Linked DNA regions of Mus musculus: all the other regions are linked to region 3. Evidence: chromatin loops called from intact Hi-C (ENCODE). Cell type or tissue: heart. All regions are shown on one strand.

Region 1 (5,000 bases), 930 kb after region 3:
CAGTTCTGTAGTTAAGTTGCCTTTTCAGAGGGCCCAGCATCTATTCCCAGCACCTACATGCTCACAACAATCATTAACTCCCGTTCTAGGTGAGCTGCCCTCTTCAGGCCTCTGAGGGTACCAGATACCCCCTTGGTTCAAGCTAAATACTCATACCTATAAAATAAATAAGTCTTCAAAAATCAAAAATAGAATCATAGACGGGGAAGGAGTATTCTACTCATTTCAGGGATTTTGTTTTTGTTTTTGTTTTTGTTTTTTTTAATGTGTCACACTTTTTGCCTCTCTTCCTCCTCCCAGGATTTTGTTTGTAGTTCATTATTTTCCAGTTTGGGGATTTTGATTGACAGGGCATGATCAGTATTTCATTTCGCTTTGTGTGCACGTGTAAATAGTTTCTTTTGTGTGACACTCCAATCACATGAAACAAAGTTGTAGCATTCTACTAAGTAACAATACAGTTACACATAGAACTTAAAAATGACAATCACCTAATTTCAACCAAATACAAACTCTCTGCTCTGTTTGTATCTCATGTTTTTAATGTTTATAAGTATTTTGTACCCATTACGAGATTTGTAGGGTTATTTTTTCACACTTATATTCTATAGACTCAAGTTAAAATACAGGTTGCCATATTTGCTCATATAAGTATTTTTGTATAAGACTTTGTGCTTCTTTCTGCACCCTCCTGTTCCAACCTGAAGGACTCCTTTTCTTTTTTAATGGAGCCAGGGTTTTTCATATTGACTCAAACATCCCACCACCATAAGCGTTCACTCCCGACAGCTATCTCAGTTAGGGTTTCTATCACTGTAGTCAAATACCATGATTGAAAGCAACTCAGTGAGCTTCACTCCTTTATCCACTTCCATATCACGGCCCGTTATAGAAGGAAGTCCAGGGCGGGACCTAAAGCAGAGGCCATGGGGCAGTACTGCTTACTGGCTTGTTCTTCATAGTTTGCTCAGCCTGCTTTCTTATACAACTTTGGGTTTGCCAAAGGCCAACCTTGTGGAGGCATCTCCTCAGAGAAGACTCTCTTCTCAGCTATGTCTAGGTTTATGTCAAATTGACCAAGACCAATGAGGAAAACACTTCTCCCTCTCTCTGTCTCTCTCCTTCCCTCTCTCTGTCTCTCTCTTTTCTCTCTCTCTCCCTCCCTCCCTCCCTCTCCCTCTCTCTCTGTCTCTCTCCTTCTTCCCTCTCTCTCTCCTTTACTCTCTCTCTGTCTCTCTTTCTCTCTCCCTCTCCCCCCTCTCTCTCCCTTTCCCTTTCCCTCTCCTCCTTTCCCTCCCCCTTCCCCTCTCTCTTTTTCTCCCCTCTTCCCCCCCAACCCCCATTTAACATTTTGTATAGAAGTTTCCTGTTAATGAACTCCAGCAGCTTCTCATCTGGGCAAGCCTCCATCTCCTCTTTGTTGCAGAAGGACAATTCTGACAACTACAATATTGTTTGACCTTTTTCTTTTAGCAGTTTGAATTCATCACTCCGCCCCCTGCTGGCCTACAAGGTTTCCACAGGGGACTCTGATAGGAAATTTCCTCCAGTGTGCTGGTAGCTAATCTTTGGCTGCTCCTTACTGGTTTCAGACGGCTACCTGAACTTGCACAGGACTGTTCTTTGGCTTCACCATAGCTGGAGTTCTTCTTGTGTCTAAAATGTGAATATTTTATTACCTGCTTCCTTCTCTCTGTCTCTCTGCCTGCCCCCCACCCCCAAGGGGGTGCTAATCCTACAACTGAGTTTACTTACCTCCAATCCTGCATGTTCATTTCTTCCTTCAAATATGAGAAGTTGGCTGCCATCATATTCTCAAGTAAGTTCCCTCCTTCCCCCTTTCTCCTTACACTTTCATAACACGTGCACTAGCCCAGTTATTTGTGATATAAAGCCTAAAATTTAAAAAGCCTTTGATGCATGGAGGAGCGCAGCCTGCAGATGCCTGCCCTTCTTCATTCCTGTTCTCTTTCTGCACCCCAAAACTTGATGGTCTCAAACAAAATGTTCAAATTTACCGACCCATTATTATTATTATTATTATTATTATTATTATTACTATTTTATCTAATCAAGTCTTCTTTATCTTCGCTGTACATTCAGTGTCCCTATGATAGAGCCTTTTGCCAAATTACTCTAGTGAATTTTTCAGGTCAATTATTTTATCTTTCAGTTCTAGAATTTGATTCATATCTGTAATTTTGCTGCCATTTGTATTCTCATTTTTATCTGTGACTTGCTTTGTGTTCAGTTGTCTGTGTTCTCTTTCTAAAGCACATCGACCGTCTTTATGACTGAGTTTAAACTGTCAAGAGCTCACAGGTCCCCATTTTACGGTCAACTTCTGAGCCTTTGTTGTGCTTCATTAGGCCGTGCTCCCTTGTCCTGTCCTTTGCTGGCCTTGCAGTCATTTACTGCGATCTTGGCATTCGGGATTTTTTTTTTTTTTTTTTTTTTTTTTTTTTTTTTTTTTTAAGACCTACAAAACCAAAATGAGAACAGGGCTGCAATCAATTGGGGTTGCCTACCAAACTGCTTCTGAGATCTTGCTCCCCCTTGTGCCCACCTGGGAAATTACATCCTTAAAGTGCTGTTCCCCTTGGTTTTCAGGGGTCCTTGAAATCACCCCAATGGATTAGTGTTCCCGGGTAAGGAGAGCCAGACCATCTAGTGGGTATCCTGCCCTGGTGTTTCGACAGTGGAAAGGGAACTACACAGAGGTGGCATACATTGAATGTCCCCTCACCTTGGCAAGCACAGTTCACCATGACTTAATATATGAAAAGTCATTAAGTCCTATTTATTGCCTTGCAAGAATCATGGAGCAATAGATACACTATAGTTTTGTTTTGTTTCGATTCAAAATGGACCTATAAATTGTCTTTTCGGTTGATGCTCTACTAGAACTATCGCCCCGTGAAAATTAAATAGTCTTCTGTAACACAATTTTCTTGGTGTGTATCTTGTTTTATTGATGACTGAGTTTTGAAGGAAGAAGATGATTACGTCATTGAAGAAGTGGCACAGAAGACTAGAGTGAAGGATCGGTGGCTAAGGACTTGCTGCTCAGCCGTGAGGTCCAGGGTTTAGATCCCAGCATGCAGTCAGATAGTTTCACTGTAAAGGACTGTCCAACTCCCATCTCTGAGGAATTTGCCACTCTCTTTTGGCCTCCATGGAGGCACAGACATTCACACTAGTGCACATATATCCAATACACATGTGCAGGCATAGTGCACATGCGTGTATACACTCAGACACATGAATAAATACATATTTTTTTGCATAAAGAAGTAGAATGAGAAAAAGATGAGGAGGAGGAGGATGAAGAGAAGCAGGGTAGAGAAGTGACCTCTCTATCCAAAGGAATCTGCATGGACAGGAACATATGGAATATATTGAAAAGGTGGTACATGGTGACATATTTGAGCCCAAGTTTGTCAGGACCCACAGTTCAAACTGTCTTTCATACACAAGTCACAATTCATACTTCAGGTCAACTTTCAGATATGATTAGTGTCATCACTCACCCACTAGTGGATTCAAATTCAGAAATATTTGCTAAGGTTTACAATGTGCTAAACTCCATCTTAGCTACAAAAAAAAGAAAAAGAAAAAATATTCCTGTCATCATAGGATTTATTGTCTTATGAGCCAAGACCTATAGAGGCACAAAATACAAGTAAAACCCATAGAAAACCCAAACTTAAATGTACAAGATGAGTCTACAAAGAGTTTAGGAAATGAAAAGCATTAGTGCAGTACTAGAGGGACGGCTCACAGGTTAAAATCACCGCCACTCTTGCAGAGCACCTGGATACTTTCCCAGCACCCACATTTTTGCTTATAACTATATGTAACCCCAGTTCCAGGGATCAGATGCCCTCTTCTGACTTCCATGGGTTCCCGTACTACACATATGTAGTATACATGCACACACTCAGGCAGACACAATAAATAAATAAATAAATAAATAAATAAATATTTAAAGTACTATTAAGCAGCGTTTTTGGAAGGTCACAGCTGTAGACTACAGTCATGCTCTGGTTCCCAGTAGAACAAACCAGGACATAGTAGACTCCCTGGTGCTGAGTGACATATGGAACCAAACTTTGAAACAGACCCGTTGTCCAAATATGGGAGAGTCAGAAGAGTGGATCAGAAGGAGTGCAGTTCACCTGGCCAGCATGCCACTGAACAAAGACTTCTCCGTTTCTTTTACATAGAAAGTAACTTTGAAGCCATTTTTTTTTTTAAGATTTACTTATTTAATGTATGTGAGTATACTGTAGCCGTCTTCAGACACACCAGAAGAGGGAATTTGGATCCCATTACAGATGTAGTGGTGGTGCATGCCTTTAATCCCAGCACTTGGGAGGCAGAGGCAGGAGGATTTCTGAGTTCGAGGCCAGCTTGGTCTACAGAGTGAGTTCCAGGACAGCCAGAGCTATACAGAGAAACCCTGTCTCTAAAAAACAAACAAACAAAAAACCAAACAAAAACAAAAACAAAAAACAAAAACACCAAGCAATTGATGTAATTTCTTATCCCCATCCCTGCCTTCTTCAACATCTTTCAGTCTAGGCAGTCAGCGACCCTTACTCAGCTCAGCAGACTACACTGTATTGCGTAGAAGGAGCTAGTCTCCATCTCTACAGCAGCAAAATTTCCATACATAATGGAAAATTTCCCATCATCATCATAATGATGAGAAGGTTCAGTAGGTAAAACCTGATGCTACCAGAAGTCATGTGACAGGGACAAGCCATGTGATGCATGCTGCTGCGTTCTCTCTATTTCAGATCCACTCTGTCTATCCCATTCTGTGTTGGTCGTGCTGTTGAATTGAGCTCACAATCTAAGGTTTGGAGCAAGTGCCAGAATCCACCTTGCTGGCTGATTTAAGCTCCTTCCAACTTAAACTTCCTTCTGTGCAGCACTCTCTATGGGGTTCAGAGCAGAGCAGTTTCCAGACATTGGGAGAATGGACTCAGGAATAT
Region 2 (5,000 bases), 220 kb after region 3:
ATGATAGCTGCTCGGAGAACCCACATTAACCTGCTTACTGTGTAGTAGTATTGTGTTAGTCTGCTTACTGCAGCAGCACTATGTGAGCAGTAAAAGTGATAAGAGTTTATTGGTTGAAAAAAATCTTAAGTTCAACTCTGGTGTGAATAGGGTTGAAAATTAAAATTGATTCAATATGACTAACGCTAGAGGGTCAACCTTTGGAAATGAGCAAGTCTGGGGTTAAATATAGATCTGAAATATTATCCTAGCTTTTAGATGCCATCTACTGGCTGTAATTACTATTCTGTACCAAAGGCCCTGGTTTTCCCACAGAGGGAGAATATTCACAGGGCCTGTGATTAAATTAAAATGCTGTTCCCTTGGCCTTTGTGTTTTGTGCAGATCGCTGCCTGGACAAGTGTCAGTGTACTTGAAAGTCAAGCTGCATTTGGAAAAAGTTATTGTGAGCATGAAATATTTATCTGAAGGTGAGACACATCTGATGGCTGTTGGTTTCTGACTCCCAGCTTCCTTTCAGACATAGAGCAGCATGTAGGCATCTGGATACAGTTCGCTGCTACTGTACCTGAATACATTTTTGCAAAAGCTGTCAGGTCACAGCTGTTCTCCATGTGGAATGTAGCAGTGAGAGAAATATACTGGCTCATGTGTGCAATTAGCACACCCAAACTCTACCTGCATTTCTGTATTTAAGGATGGTCAGCGATGGCATCTGTCAGGAAAGAACTTAACTGTGTAAACCGAACCCATGTGCTTCTTATCCAGAAATCCTTCCACTGGAACATGGAGGGCTCCGCTGTACTATAGGATGAATAATATAGGTGTTTTATGGGGGGGGGGGAGGATAATGTTTTGTTGCTATGGTGCCAAGCTGTCCTTCCACAAGCGTGTGTTGAAACCTTTACTCCCAGTGCAGCAGTGTAGAGAGGTGGGAACTAACCGGATGGCATTAAGCCTCAGGGTCTACCTTAGGTATATGCATATATACTACTTATTACTTACATAAGTGGTGGCTGTTTAAAAAGGAGGTTTATAAAATTTGCTTTTAGGTACTTTTGGAAACACCCTTTATGAAAAAAAAAAGTTCCATATAGAAGGAGGGTAGCTGTTAGCTTTTTGTAATTCAAAAAAAAAAAAAAAAAATCAAAGATTCAAGCCAGCATGAACCAAACTGTGAGTTTGAAGGATAGCTAATTGCTTACATGCTGTGTAATGGGATTAATTTGTTAAATTGTTGTTGTTGTTGTTTTTCCAGAATTGAAGTGTCATCTTGGTGTGGGGAAAGGACTAGGAGGAGAGGAGGAAGGGAAAACTGCCGTTGGGATGTAAGTAAACAAATAAATATATTAATTTTTTTAAAGTGTGTAAGTATAAATTGGGGGGGGGGGCTATCTGTAAGTCTCAATCCCCCTCTAGAAAAATCAATACCAATGTGGAGAATTGCCACGAAGATTATATGAGGCAATGTATGTAAAACAGCCAACATGGTGATTGTGTTCACAGAAGGGCTCAGTGCAGTGTCAATGTTAATGAGGGATTGAGTATGTCAGATCCATGATGCCATTCCCGCAGAGGGCTGCTTGGGAACTGCCATTGGCCAGGCCATGAGACTGAAGGCAAGCAGTGCCTCTGTAATTTCAGCTTTTCCTAGCTGGCCGTGGTTGCTGTTCTGTTAATCTGAAATTTCAGTATGTGCTGAACAGAGGAGACCTATGTGACCAGCTCCCCACAACTTTTTCCTATGAAGAGCCTTAGACTTTGTGAAGGGTTTCACTGGGCAGAAGCAGTGTTCTTGTTCATGGAGACCGGGATATGCTCAAGGGTGGCCTCTGGTGAGAGAGAAAGCAGAGGAACACTGAAAGACAGATCCTCTGGCTCCAGCCGCCGCCGCCATCATCTTCTGTGTTGTGCTGTGCCCTTTCCACGCGGCTGAACGCAATCAAAATCCTCAAACGCAGCAGCAACCTTAGGATCCCTCATCATACTCCACGTTTAGTGACGTTTATCATAATGTTCATTCAATGAGTAGTTCCCAAACGTGGCTGTTATCAGAACGTCCTAGGAAACGAGTCGCACAGGTATCCCTCCACCTGCTCCACCTAGCGGCGGCACAATTATAAAAGGGTCCTACTTTGAACTGTCAGCGCTCTCTTAAATGTTATTTGTTTCTTGTTTGTTTTTCTGTGTGCCTGACTGTGCCCCGTGGGTTGGGAGGTCAGAGGACAATGCTCAGGAACCAGTTCTCTGCCACTTTGTGGGAGTCCAGGTGGGAACTCAGGCTGGAAGGGGTAGCTTACAAGTGCCTGGACCAGCTGAGCCCTCTCTGCAGCCCAGATCTCGGTGTTCTTTAGTTCTGACATTTCTAGTTGATTCATTTAAAACGTTTTTACTATGTTTAGATTTATCAGTTACTATGTATCTATTAATCAGTTAATATGCCTTTCTGGAAGTTCTCTTTCAAGTCATATTGCCTCATTTTTTTTCTTCTTCTTCTTCTCCTCTGGATCCCTTGGGATCCTTTTAACACTATAGTTTTAGATTTACAGAAAACTTGCAAGAACAACATGGAAAGATCTGCCCATGCTTGTTCTGATTCCTGTTAACATCTAGCCTGACCCTTGGACAGTGACCAGAAGGAGGGGTGAATACCTCCATGTTCCTAGTCACCAAACAATAGCTGTTTGTCTGCACTTAAGATTTTCCCAGCTTTTTGTTGTCTTTGTTCCAGGATCCAATCTAAGATCCCATCTTGTGTTTAGTTGTCTTGTCTCTGTCTCCAGTGCATAGCAGAACCTTGGTAGTTTCCTGTTTCTCCAGACTTCTATTGAGTGCTGTTGTTTTGTTTTGTTCTGTTTTGTTTTGTTTGTTTGTTTGTTTGTTTGTTTTTGGTAGATTATCTCTTGAGTTTGGCTTTGTCTGCTGTTTTCTTGTGAAGAGATTTGGGTAATACATTACCAACAGACACTACAGAAGTATAGTAATGGGGCCTATAATGGGGTGGCCCTTCATGTTATTGGCATTAGTCTTGGTTACTTATTGGTGACTTCTGAAGCTCTCCACTCTCAAGCTACACAATTTTCTTTGAAGTTAATTATTTTCCTGAGGAGATCTGCTGGGAGTCTGAAGATGCCCAGCTTTAAGATTTTAAGATATGCGGTTGGGTCTCTTCTGTGATAGTCTAAAGGACAATTTTCTATCTGCTCTTACTCCTTTTACATTTAATTTTAACCCCCACTGAATACTAATACTTGCTTTTAAACATTTGGATTCTTACTCTGGTATTTACAATTTCAGCCAAACACTCTAGGATTCCTTCTGGATGTCAGCTTTCCCCAATGTGTGACTCTGTCCTCTGAGTGTATGAAGCCGGACATTCATAACCCATGGTGTATGTTTCTTACCTGGCCACCTACAGTAGGTACAAAGTAGCTTCCGGATTGGTAACCCAGATTCCCATGAGGCACAGCTTTACTGCCCAGAGGTCAGTTACTTGTTAATCTCCCCTCAGCTCTGTCAGAATGAGGTGAACAACCCTGTCTGACCATCACCCTAGTGTCTAGGTCACCCACATTTGCTACTGGCGACCCTTCTCTTATTTGGAGCCTAGGCCATATTTCCCTGCCACGTTTCATGGTTTCTATTCGAAAAGAATGCTTGAAGTGGAAGCTAGTGACATTTACTTCATAAATGTTGTGCCTTTCTGATTCCCAGGCTCCCAGCTGGGAAAGGAACTTCTGTAGTCTGACTTGCAGTTGTGATAGTTGTCAAACCTTTCTGGCAACTTTAGTAGGACTCAGCTAGCCAGTAAGTTGACGTGTTCTAAGTCAACCTCAGTGTTGTGTGACATTCCTGGGGAGATATGAGCAAACATGTAGCTACACCAAGTGGGGAAACAAATGATGGATGAAAATAAGGACACCGCCAAAGACCAACTTGGTCAGTGTTTTATTGGGGCTACTTGCAGGGATACTGGTGAAGAGGTACTTACAGAAGCTGAGGTGACTCAACACACTCTCAGTAAGCTGACCCATCCTGCATGTGTGATGACCCATGAAAGACAGAGACCCGGAGCTCATAATACAACCTGTAGAAAGCTGAGCAGGTTGGAGAGACTCAGGCAGCTCAAGTGATCTGAGCCTCCTCCAAGAAGTTCTCTCATCTTTGTCTCTTCAAGGGAGCACACCTGGTCTGGGAGAGTCTCCCAGCAGTCCTTTCTGCTTATATAGGCATGAAAGGTGGAGCCTAGTGACGCTAATCAGTTTTAGGGACTTCCTGAAGTCTTTACGTGTTTGCTCTCTGAGATTAAAGAGCATCCTTGCTAAGGTATGCTTCTTTTCTCTGTGCACCTTAGTAAGTTTCCCTTCAAATGGGATGTTTTATCGTGGAGGAAATTGCTAGACAACACTCGGACCATGCTCTTCTGCATAGCCAGGGACATAAACAGTTGTGAATCAAAGGACAGTCTTTCTCTTGACATTTGAACCAACCTCTTTCTGAATCAGGAGACTTTTTAGCCCAGCCTCAGCTGTTCTGGTTCTTTGAAAGTTTGCCTTCCATCCTGCCCTCTACTACCTTGTAAGTTAAAAAAAGCTTCAGGGGCTTCAGGGAGATTTTAGGCTCTAAGTCTCATTAGGAGGGCAACACCCTGGTTGTGGGAAGCACTTCATGCTCTTGGGCATGTATCAAAGCTTTTGACATAGTGTATAATAGAAGAAATACTGGCCTCCCCCAAATATTCACCTTGTAATCTTTATAAGGTGTCAGTTTATTGTTTTATTCAGAAAAGGGAAATTTAGGTTGTTTATGGAAATAAATTAGTATTTAGGCTTTTCCACAAGGACAGAAACAGCAGTACAAATAAAATGATACATGATTTAGGTAGATGATAGATAGATAGATAGATAGATAGATGATAGATAGATAGATAGATAGATAGATAATAGGTAGGTGATAGATACATAGGTAATTCATAGATAAATAGATATATAAAGATAAAT
Region 3 (5,000 bases):
ACATATGTTTGTCAACACCAATGTGCCACTGGCATCAGACTTTCCACCCGAGTGCCTCTTCTGTGCTAGGTCTCCTGTAACCGGAACGTGGAAGCTCAGAAGCTCCTAGACATCAAGCTAGTGTGTGGAGGTGGAATTGGATAGGCCTCATCTTGAGTAGGCTAGCAATTCTCAAGACCTGTTATCCCTTGGATTGTCAAACCCCTCTTCATGAAGCTACAGCGTCGAATGAACTATGTAGGAGGACTAATAAAGGTACTTTTCCATTCCCAACTACATCCCAACGTTGAGCTGGATTTTTTTTTTTAAACTATACTCAAAGCAACTTGTTGTAGGGCTTGGTGGGTAAGAGTGCTTGTTACACAAGTAAGACCTGTGTTCCGATTCTGGGGACTATCTAAAAAGTCATGTGTGTGCCTGTAATTCGAGAGCCAGGGGAAGGGGCAGCGATGGGAGGCAGTGATGGGGGATAGCGGTGGGGGACAGTGATGGGGGGCAGCACTGCATGGGGCAGCAGTGGGAGGAGCACTGTGGCCTGCTGGCCAACAGCCTAACTCCAGGCTCAGTAGGAGACCCTGTCTCAGAGGGATAACGTGGAAAGCAATAGATAAGGACACTGGTGCCTTCCTCTAGCCTCCATATAAACTTATAGGCTCATGCACCAGCATGTGTGTATACACTACACTACATACTACAGTAACACACACAGAGACCATACAGGTATACAGATACACACACACACACACACACATATATACAAATATACACACACAGACACACACACATAAACACACACCCAGACACCCAGAGACAGACAGACAGACACACAAACACACAGACACCTAGACACAGAAACACACAGACACAGACACACAGAGACACACACAGAGACAGACACACAGATAGACACACAGACAGACAGACACACACACACACACACTCAGTCACACTCTGACACACAGAGACTGGCAGGACACACACACACACACACACACACACACGCACGCACGCACGCACGCGTGAGTGTAATGGATTAAAAGCCCAAACACAAGAGAATACAATTGTCACATAATTGTCTTCTGTTAAGGTAGATCAAACAAAAAATGACTAAGCAGTTCAGAGAACACACTACTCTTGAAGAGACCCCAGCTTCAGTTTCCAGCATCCACATCAGGAGGCTCACAACCACCTACAAACCCCATTCCAAAGGATCAGGCCCCCTCCTCTGGCCTCCTTGGGCACTTGCAGGCAGGTGCACATACACACACTCTAGTTTAAAGCACGTAGAGTCATACACAAGAACACTTATATCAGTGAAGAGTCACACCTGATTGGTGGTCCCATGATACCATACCACCCAAGGACACTCCAGAGACACCAGCATGGAAAACATCTCAGTTTTCACTCCGTGGTGTTCTTCACTCAAGAGCAAAATCATCTGGTGGCTGATTTCTAAGACGTTATCACCTCATTAAATGACTGTATTTACACCTTCTTCTTGGAGGTCACTGGCTGTCTGAGTAACTTTTCTATTGCTAGGAAATGACACCATGACCAAGGCAACTTATTATTATTATTTTTAAAAGCATTTAATTAAGGGCCTCACAATTCCAGAGGGCTAGAGTCTGTGAGCCTCATGGCGAGGACCATGACAGCAGACAGGCAGGCAGGCATGGAGCTGGGACAACTGCTGAGAGTTTATATCTGACCCACAAGTCGGGGAGGGGGCAAACAGAGAGACCGAAACAGAGAAAGTGACCTCTGAGAAAGAGCTATCTGAGAATTTGAAATCTCAAAGATCACCCTAGTGACACACCTCCTCCAAAAATACCATGCCTTTTAATCCTCCCCAAACAGCTCCACCAATGAAAGACCAAGAATCCAAATATATGAGCCGCTGGGAGCCATCCCTGTTCAAACTTCCACACTGAACAAGCCATACAAGCACCTGAAGTTCCTCTCTGTGAGAGGAAAATAGGAAGGGATCCGAATCTATTTTCAAAATTGAAGAAGTTTCCATGCCAACTGCGGGATAATTCCATTTGGTTACTAAGTAAACAACCTGAATCATAAAGCTGTATATAGCATAGGAGTTTTCCAAATATAATTTAATGACATTATTAAAAATTTAATTAAAATGTCCATCAAAACACAGTCTCCAGTTTACAACAACAAAGCAAATCAGATGGTAACTAGGAGCTAAACTGGTTGAGCCATTTCTGAGCTTTTAAATTTTAAGATATCTTACTTGTTTTATCACCAGAAAATTGCATCTAAATCCATTTACCACAGGCGAAGGTAACAATTACAACTTGAAACCGAAATTAGACACATGAGTGATGCAATTATTGCCTTTTTAAAAGTCTATGGAGTGAGAACTTGTGGAGAAGTGGGAGACTGATTAAGAACAGTCACTGTGAGCCAGTGTGAAAGTCGCTTGCCACCGAGCTTGTAACCAAATGATATATACGGAGAATCAACTCCATGACCCCTACACACACACACACACAGTACTTTTTAAAAATAATTCCACCATAGCCACAATTTCCTGGGTGTTCAGAGCCAGGGAAGCACCTTATGAAATAGCAATGTCTTTTGTTTTTTAGTTTTATAAAGGAGAACAGTCAGGAAGTTAGTTAATTTTTGTCCCTTTGAAAAAGCCATAGGATTTTCTTAACCTGAAACCTACACTAGGTGGCGCTCACAGCACAAGATTTGGATCAATTAAACCGAGGCAAAGTATAAATTACTCAACAGATCCCTAAACTCTATAGTTGTGTGTGTGTGTGTGTGTGTATGTGTGTGTGTGTGTGTGTGTGTGTGTGTGTGAGAGAGAGAGAGAGAGAGAGAGGAAAGAGATTATCTTTCTAATAATTGGAAGGATTAGAACGAACATTTCTATCACGTTTACTATGGGAGAGACACTCGTCCCAAAGCTGCTGTCTGCAGAGCCCACTCTAGATTGTATGATTTGGGGACCAGGCACTGAGGGGTACATAGGATAGTCTTTGTGAATACCCAAAAACCAGCTTAACAAGGTTAACTCTTTCATGCATATAAAACAATTTGCAATCAGAAAATTCATGACATTCCTGTTGTATTATATGACTGGGGGGGGGGGGAGACAACTTCCCAAATTACACGCAAATTACTCTGCTTTTCATAACGTGAGAAGGTAAGAAGGCAGTATTCAGACCTGCTGAGTCTGTTTGAGGGAGCAGAGGCTGCCGAAGGTACAAAGGACAGGGTTAACTCAGGGTAAGCACACTTAAAAATAGGCTCCGATAACACGCTCGAGCCTGAGGTAGGCTCCAGCTAGAGCAAGAGATAAAAACTTCCAGATAAGCAGCCACTCCGGGACCTCTTGTCTCTTCCGAGGAGATAGAAGCAGTCCTCCAAGGCAGCTAAGCTGGCTCCCTGAGCTATCTCAGACTGCCTCCCAACCTGGCAACCCTGCTGGGAAAGCAAAGTTCAGAAGAGCAGCAGCAGACTAGTTCAGTCCCCAGGACTTCTGCTGACACCCGCTGGACCTGACAGGCAGTAAAATGTTTCGGAGTCATTTTTGCCCCTCTGGAGATTTCTAAAAAATCGTGAGACAGGCAAGATGTTCTGCTGACAGCTGAAGATGGGCCAGGGTAACCTTTGAGCCAGTCTGAGTCATACAGTTCACATGAATTCTTCCCAGAAGTCCAAGAAACAGGTTGGATCAGGGTCAGATAAGCATGAAGGCATTGAGAACTGTCCCAGAAATGCCGGTCTGTGCTGTGTGTGACCAGAGTTTTATTCTTGTGATGAGAGATCAACCGCTATGTTTGCCCCACCGTTTGCAGATATAAAGTGATTTTTTTTCCCCTTTGTAAACTGTTGCTAAGTCAAAGAATCCAAGAGTTATCGCTGTTACCATAAATGATCTATAAAAGCACACTGACGGGAATAAACAAGAATAGCGATTTGGAGTGTTTCGTCTTTGCTAACAGAGATAGCTCTTTTCCATTTACTATATGTACTGGGGGTGGCGGGTGCACACACCTGTGCACACACACAGTGGCCAGAGGAGAGCATCGGGTGTCCTGACCTGGCAGTCTCTACCGTACTCTCTTGAACTAGGTATATTCACCAACCTTGGAGCTTGCTGTTTTCCTGACTGAGCAGGAAGCCTAACCAGCCTCCAGCTGCCCCAGCCCCATGCCTCAGTGCGGAAGTCAGAAGCAAGTGTGGCCACAGCAGCTTTGAAAGTGGGTCCCACTAGCCAGAGGTGGTGCAGGTCTTTAAAACCTAGTGAGTTCGAGGCCAGCCTGGTCTATAGAGTGAGTTCCAGGACAGCCAGCCAGGGCTACAAAGAGAAATCCTGTCTTGAGAATCAAAAGAAAAGAAAGAGAAAAAGGAAGAAAGACAGACAGATAGACAGACAGACAGAATGAATGAATGTATAAATGAAGTAAGGAAGGAAGGAAGGAAGGAAGGAAGTCAGCCAGCCAGCCCTCAGGATCTGAGTTCAGGTCCTCTCATTTGCACAGCCATTTGAACACTGAACCATCTTTCCAGCCACATGGTTGATTACAAACAAACAAACAAACAAACTCCTATGGACCGTCTGAAGCTTTGAGCTCTCCAGCTATCTACTGGCTAAAGTGAAGACGAAATGAATTGGAAACATTATTTAACGTGGCCCCTTGTCAATAGCTTTAAAACCGAGAGAGAGACTTTCATGCAAAACTGGCCGTTAAGATGTGCACATCTTCGCACTGGTTATCAAGTGGATGGCAAGGCAATTTGACCTACGATGACGCAATGGAATTTTCCAATTAGATTTTTAAATGGAGTGGGGGAGGGGAGCTAGCAGCATGCCCTGTGGTATAGAAAGCCCATACTTCCACAGTTTTTCCATAGGTCTCTTTCCACATACCCCACTAGTACAGAAGCTGGTGTCAATAGCAAAATAACAGATCCTTCCAAAGAAAGTTAGAGGTGATCCTGGTACCCTATAAAGAAGATGAAGC
Region 4 (5,000 bases), 1.2 Mb after region 3:
AAGAGGCAGGGTTCAGGGGAGTTCAGGGTTCAGGTTGCCAACGTTTATAAGCCAAGTAGTGTCACAGTCTCAGCAGCCAACATTATGGAGAGCCCCTGTCAAGTAGGATGAGAGACAAGGACTGACTCTGACACCTACATGCCTGCTATGGCAAGCCTGCCTACACTTACGTGTAGAAATGTGCACAGACACTCATCTTCTGACATCCACATGGCCTGCCTATGCATCCACATAGAAATGTGCACAGACACACATCTTTTGATGTCCACACACCTGCTACAGCAAGCCTGCCGATGCTTACACGTAGACATGTGCACATACACACAAACACATTAATTTGGAAAAGGGGGAGAAGGGAGAGGAGGCTGCTGTCACAGCTGTGATCGGGCTCTGGCTACAACCTTGACAGCTACACAATCCCACCCTTCAGGGCGCCATTTTGGCTCCAGTTAGCATAGCCTTGGTCTTTAGGTGTTCTTAAACAACTATTCATTGTCTCTTAGGTCCAGGACATTCTTTGTAGGTATTTTTCCATTAGGTTTTGTTGTATAAATTTAGTGTGTCCTGATTTCACTTGATTAAAAAAAAAATTGAACATCTTCACTGTGTCTTTTAGAAATTTATCATTCAGAAAACAAGATTTGGGTTGACCGAGACGGGGGACCTGTCTGTGGAAGACATGAAGAAAATCCGCCACCTCTCTCTGATTGAGCTGACAGCCTTCTTCGATGCTTTTGGGATACAACTGAAGAGAAACAAAACCGAGCGAGTGAGAGGCCGAGGTAACTATGAGACCAGGCTGCCCGCCTCAGCGCCGCCCTGGGACACGAGGACACGTTCCTGACTTTAGTGTTTTCTTCCTCCCTTGGCTCTGTTCTCTGCAGACAACGGGATTTTCGGAGTGCCACTTACAGTCCTCCTGGACAATGACCGGAAGAAGGACCCTGCAGTGAAAGTTCCCCTGGTGTTACAAAAAGTGAGTCCCTGGGCAAAAGACCAAGGAGACAGTGAGCTCCGAGGGCACTTGTAGAGTTAAAGTTGGGGGAGCCCTATTGAGGTCTGACCATTGCTTTTCACAGAGGGTCCTGTTTCAGGCACATGAACTGGAGGGACAAGCCTCGGGAACCTTTCCACCTTGGGAGCTGTTGTTGCATGCCCTGGAACCTTGTTACATTGTTCCTCCATAAGAACAATGTTCTGTCAGGGATGGACAGTGTTCTGGCTTCTGGTTGTTTTGTCCAATGCTGCTTGTGTAAACGCATGTGCTTACACGAATTTACACATGTTTATATGGATTTTTTTTTTTCAAATCAAGATAGGGTCTCACTTTGTTGACCTGGCTATACTGGAACTCACAGAGATCCTCCTGCCTCTGCCTACTAAGTGCTAGGATTAAAGGCATACCCACTATGCTTAGCTTGTTTGCATGCATTTTTGATTATTATCTTTATAGATGTGATTGTTAATAGTCTATTTGCTGAACTTACAAGTGCTTTGTGAGATGTATCAAAAGCTATGTTTGCCAAATGGGTGTATGCAATCATTTTATGGAGTTTTACAACTCAAATCAAGGTAATAAAGACAATATATACATACACATACACACACACACACATATACACACACACATATGTAATTTAAATAAAATATATTTGAGGTAGAAAATATATTGAGCATTTAGATATCAGAATATATCAGTTTTCTGAATCTGATGTCAAATTTTAAGTACATATAATTGATAAAAAAATAATTATTTTTAACCTAGAAAGCCAAATTATTATTATTATTATTATCATTGTTATTATTATTAGGTTTTTTTTTTTTTTACTTATTCACTTTACATCCTGGTCACTGCCCCCCCTCACAGCCACCCCCACCAACAATCCTTCACCCCACTCCTTCTCCCAAAGGATTTTTTTTAATATCTCAACTGCTGTATCTAGAGCTCTCTATGATTGCTAAAGAATTGCTTTACTTTTTTAAAGATCTAGGTTTCTTTTTCATTATGCGTCCGTGTCTCTGTGTGTGCATGCACACATACATGTAAGCCCCTGAGGGAATGAGAAGATGATGTCAGATCCCCTGGTACTGAAGCACAGGCTGTGGCAAGACTCCCTGTGAGGACTCTGCCAATTGAACTCGGGCCCTCTGCTTGATCAGGGTCTGTTCATAACCACTGAGTGGTCTCTCAATGTCCCACAACTTTCAAATATGGGTAACAACTGAATCGGCTTACCTAAGTCCTCACTTACGCGCAACAGCGACGCCTGGTGGCACACTTAACACCGCAGGCCTTTATCCTAGCCCTCCCTGGATTTTAAATGGTTTGTAAATGATACATAAACCCTGGCTGGGGAAACAGACTTGCTTTTACCCACACTAACAGTTCTGCATCCGCCCTCTTCTCCTCTTCTAAGTGGCTCCTGGCACCTCAACCAGAGCTGCTTCCTCAAGTCTGGTGATCAATTGACCACTGAAGGAGCAGGGAGGGTGCAGTGACAGAGATGCTGGCATCCTTTCTGTGCAGAGGGGCTGTCTGTAGGGAGTCTCCCCATGGGAAGGGCTGTACCAATGACGTCATATCCTGTGTCGTTAGCATGGAGAGGCCCAAGGGGCAGTTTTTTTTTTTTTTTTTTGTTTTGTTTTGTTTTTTTATCACTTTGCAAACACGGCAACTGGGGCAGAGGAGGATGAGCCAACGTAAAAGGTACACAGCGCATGCCCAGTCCATAAGTCCTTGTGAGCACATGCGCAGCCCAGAGTCCTTGAGCGCATGTGCCAAGCTCCCGGAGCCCTTGTGGGAGCGTGCGCAGTCGAGAGTCCTTGTCCCCGTGCTGCCCTTCCTGCTCGGAAGTTAAAGCACGAATGACGTACTTTGTCCTAAATGTCAAGGATGGATTTTGCAAAAATCAACCTTTAACCCAAGGCAATTCAGCACAAGCTTAGATGACATAGGTGCAAAACCCAGCTGGGTCCTCAGCCTCCCTCAGCAGGGGGGAGAGTAGTACAGGCAGGGTTGAGAGAGCAGTGGCTGAAGGTCATCAACACTGCCACCACCATCATGTCCTCACCGCCATCAACACCATCACCATCATCGCCACCACTACCATGAGTATTTAAGAGAGAGGTTAATTCTTACATGTCTAAGTCCTTAGTTAATATTCTAGAATTCTTTTAAGTTCTTAGGTCCTTTGTAACCAATGAGGGTAGATTTAGATGACATTACGTTCATGCAGGGTAGTGTGGCTGTAGACACATGGTGTGATTGAGCATTGGTTGGTCAACATAAGAGAAATGATTATCATATTTGAAAGATACAATTTGGAAACATAGCACAGTAGATAAGACAACATACCCAACAGAGTCCATGGGTAGGAGTTGATGTTGGGAAGTTACAGCATAGATGATCTAAATGGAGAATTTACTCGCTGGCAAATCAAAGGCAGTATTGACTTTTTTGGGCCAGTTATTAGTATTTCAGAAATCATCCGTGTATCAGGTTCATAGATTATTTAGAATTATTTCTTCTTCTTCTTCTTCTTCTTCTTCTTCTTATTATTATTATTACTATTATTATTAGAATGTTTGTCATCCTACAGAGGTATTTAATTTATGTAATTTATTGTCAATTTCTAGTTTTTTCAGAAAGTCGAGGAATCAGGTCTGGAATCGGAAGGAATTTTTCGACTCTCGGGATGTACTGCCAAAGTCAAGGTACTCAGTGATATCTCTCTTCCCAGATAAAGACGTGAGCTAGCCTTGGTCAGCGTTCAGTCGCTCAGGACCCGAGAAACACTTATAAAATAAAGTATTTGGTTGGGGGGCTTGCTTACAGTTTCAGAGAGTGAGTCCATTGTCATCGTGGCGCGGGGGCTGGGGTGGGAACATGGCAAGAGCATGGGAGCGTGGTGGCACTCAGGATGCTGCAGCAGTTGCTAAGAGCTTCATCATGATCAGAAGGCAGAGAGAAGAAAAAAATGGGCCTAGCATGGGCTTTAGAAAACTCAAAGCCAACCCCCCACCATGACGCACTTCCTCTACCAAGACCACAGCTACTTCCCGAGGCCACACCTCCTAACCTTTCTCTAATAGTGCCACTTCCTAATGACTAAAGCGGTCAAATATATGAGCCTATGGGGGACATTCTTAAGCCACCATGACCCAGTTCCAGTGAGCATCAGAAATCTCGTCTCTGTGACCGCCGTTGTCCCTTTGATAGTATGGCTTGGCTTGCCATAATACTCTTAAGTACTTCGGTTGTATGTCTCTTCCATGCTGCGATTCTTAGAAGCTAGAAGAGTGAAACATTGCCATTAAAACTGTTGCTTGTCTTCAGATTGGAGTTTGAAACACCCGGACCTGTTTAGGGGATCAACTTTTTTTTTTTTTTTTTTTTTTTTTGGCCTTTAGGAGTCTTTGAGCTTTTACTTCCATTGCTAATTGCTCACAGCTGAGACCCATTCTTAGCTTCTTCTTTGGTCAGATTTCATCTAAGAATTTGTAGCAGTGCTCCTAACCACTGGAGTACTCACTCAGCAGCAGCTCTGAAACCCCAGTTCCATGTATGGTAATGCCAGCATCTACATAAAACCGCAGCGCAGCAGTGTGAATTCCTTTGCTCTGCCTTCTTATACCCACACAGGCAAGCTCTACAGAGCAGTGAGGAGTCCTGGAGGGGCGAACCTTTTCTAGTAAAAGCTTTCATTGTGCTTCCTTTTGGGCACACACATGCCTACGTTTTGGTCACCCCAGTCTGTGGACACCCAATGATGGGCCTTGAAAAGAATGTGCAAGTGGTGGTGAAGAAATGATTGTGATAAGCCAATGAAAGAAAAGGCACAGGGGTGGAGAGGAATCCCTTCATTAATTCACTTATACTTGAGGGAATCTATACCTATGAGAAGGGTCAAGGTAGAAATGTTGAAATATGGTAGCATATTTCTTTTCCTTTTTCTTTCTTTTTTTTTTTTTGTTTTTTTTTTTGTTTGTTTGTTTTGTTT

What was found. Peaks named below come from ENCODE experiments on the same cell type or tissue, not always from the same donor. Only the 100,000 strongest peaks of a DNase experiment are listed, where the experiment ranks them.
Region 1: it touches region 3 in a loop (10-fold over the local background); 19 of 42 quality-filtered maps call a loop at or near these places.
Region 2: a loop joins it to region 3, with 8 times the contacts of the local background. A loop is called at or near these places in 24 of 42 quality-filtered maps.
Region 4: a loop joins it to region 3, with 4 times the contacts of the local background. A loop is called at or near these places in 12 of 42 quality-filtered maps.

The regions. Positions count from the first base shown.
Region 1 is chr17:68,174,528-68,179,527 of GRCm38, reverse strand. No RefSeq gene overlaps it. Among named protein-coding and RNA genes, the nearest start is that of Gm36312, 11 kb to the left of the region's middle. In heart, CTCF peaks have their summits at 1,521 (motif pointing left), 2,369 and 2,568 (motif pointing left); no DNase peak of the experiment used is centred here.
Region 2 is chr17:68,878,931-68,883,930 of GRCm38, reverse strand. No RefSeq gene overlaps it. Among named protein-coding and RNA genes, the nearest start is that of Gm36392, 7.2 kb to the right of the region's middle. In heart, CTCF peaks have their summits at 271 (motif pointing left) and 2,100 (motif pointing left); no DNase peak of the experiment used is centred here; H3K4me3 peaks cover 536 bases; H3K27ac peaks cover 400 bases.
Region 3 is chr17:69,103,921-69,108,920 of GRCm38, reverse strand. It overlaps a transcript of Epb41l3 not described here. Among named protein-coding and RNA genes, the nearest start is that of Epb41l3, 53 kb to the left of the region's middle. In heart, a CTCF peak has its summit at 2,665 (motif pointing right); no DNase peak of the experiment used is centred here; H3K4me3 peaks cover 1,706 bases; H3K27ac peaks cover 733 bases.
Region 4 is chr17:67,867,665-67,872,664 of GRCm38, reverse strand. Arhgap28 (Rho GTPase activating protein 28) reads left to right here. Exons shown (of 18, transcript NM_172964.4): 8 at 617-782; 9 at 885-976; 10 at 3,637-3,714. Among named protein-coding and RNA genes, the nearest start is that of Arhgap28, 130 kb to the left of the region's middle. In heart, a CTCF peak has its summit at 2,277; DNase peaks (open chromatin) are centred at 2,374 and 2,414; H3K27me3 peaks cover 1,964 bases.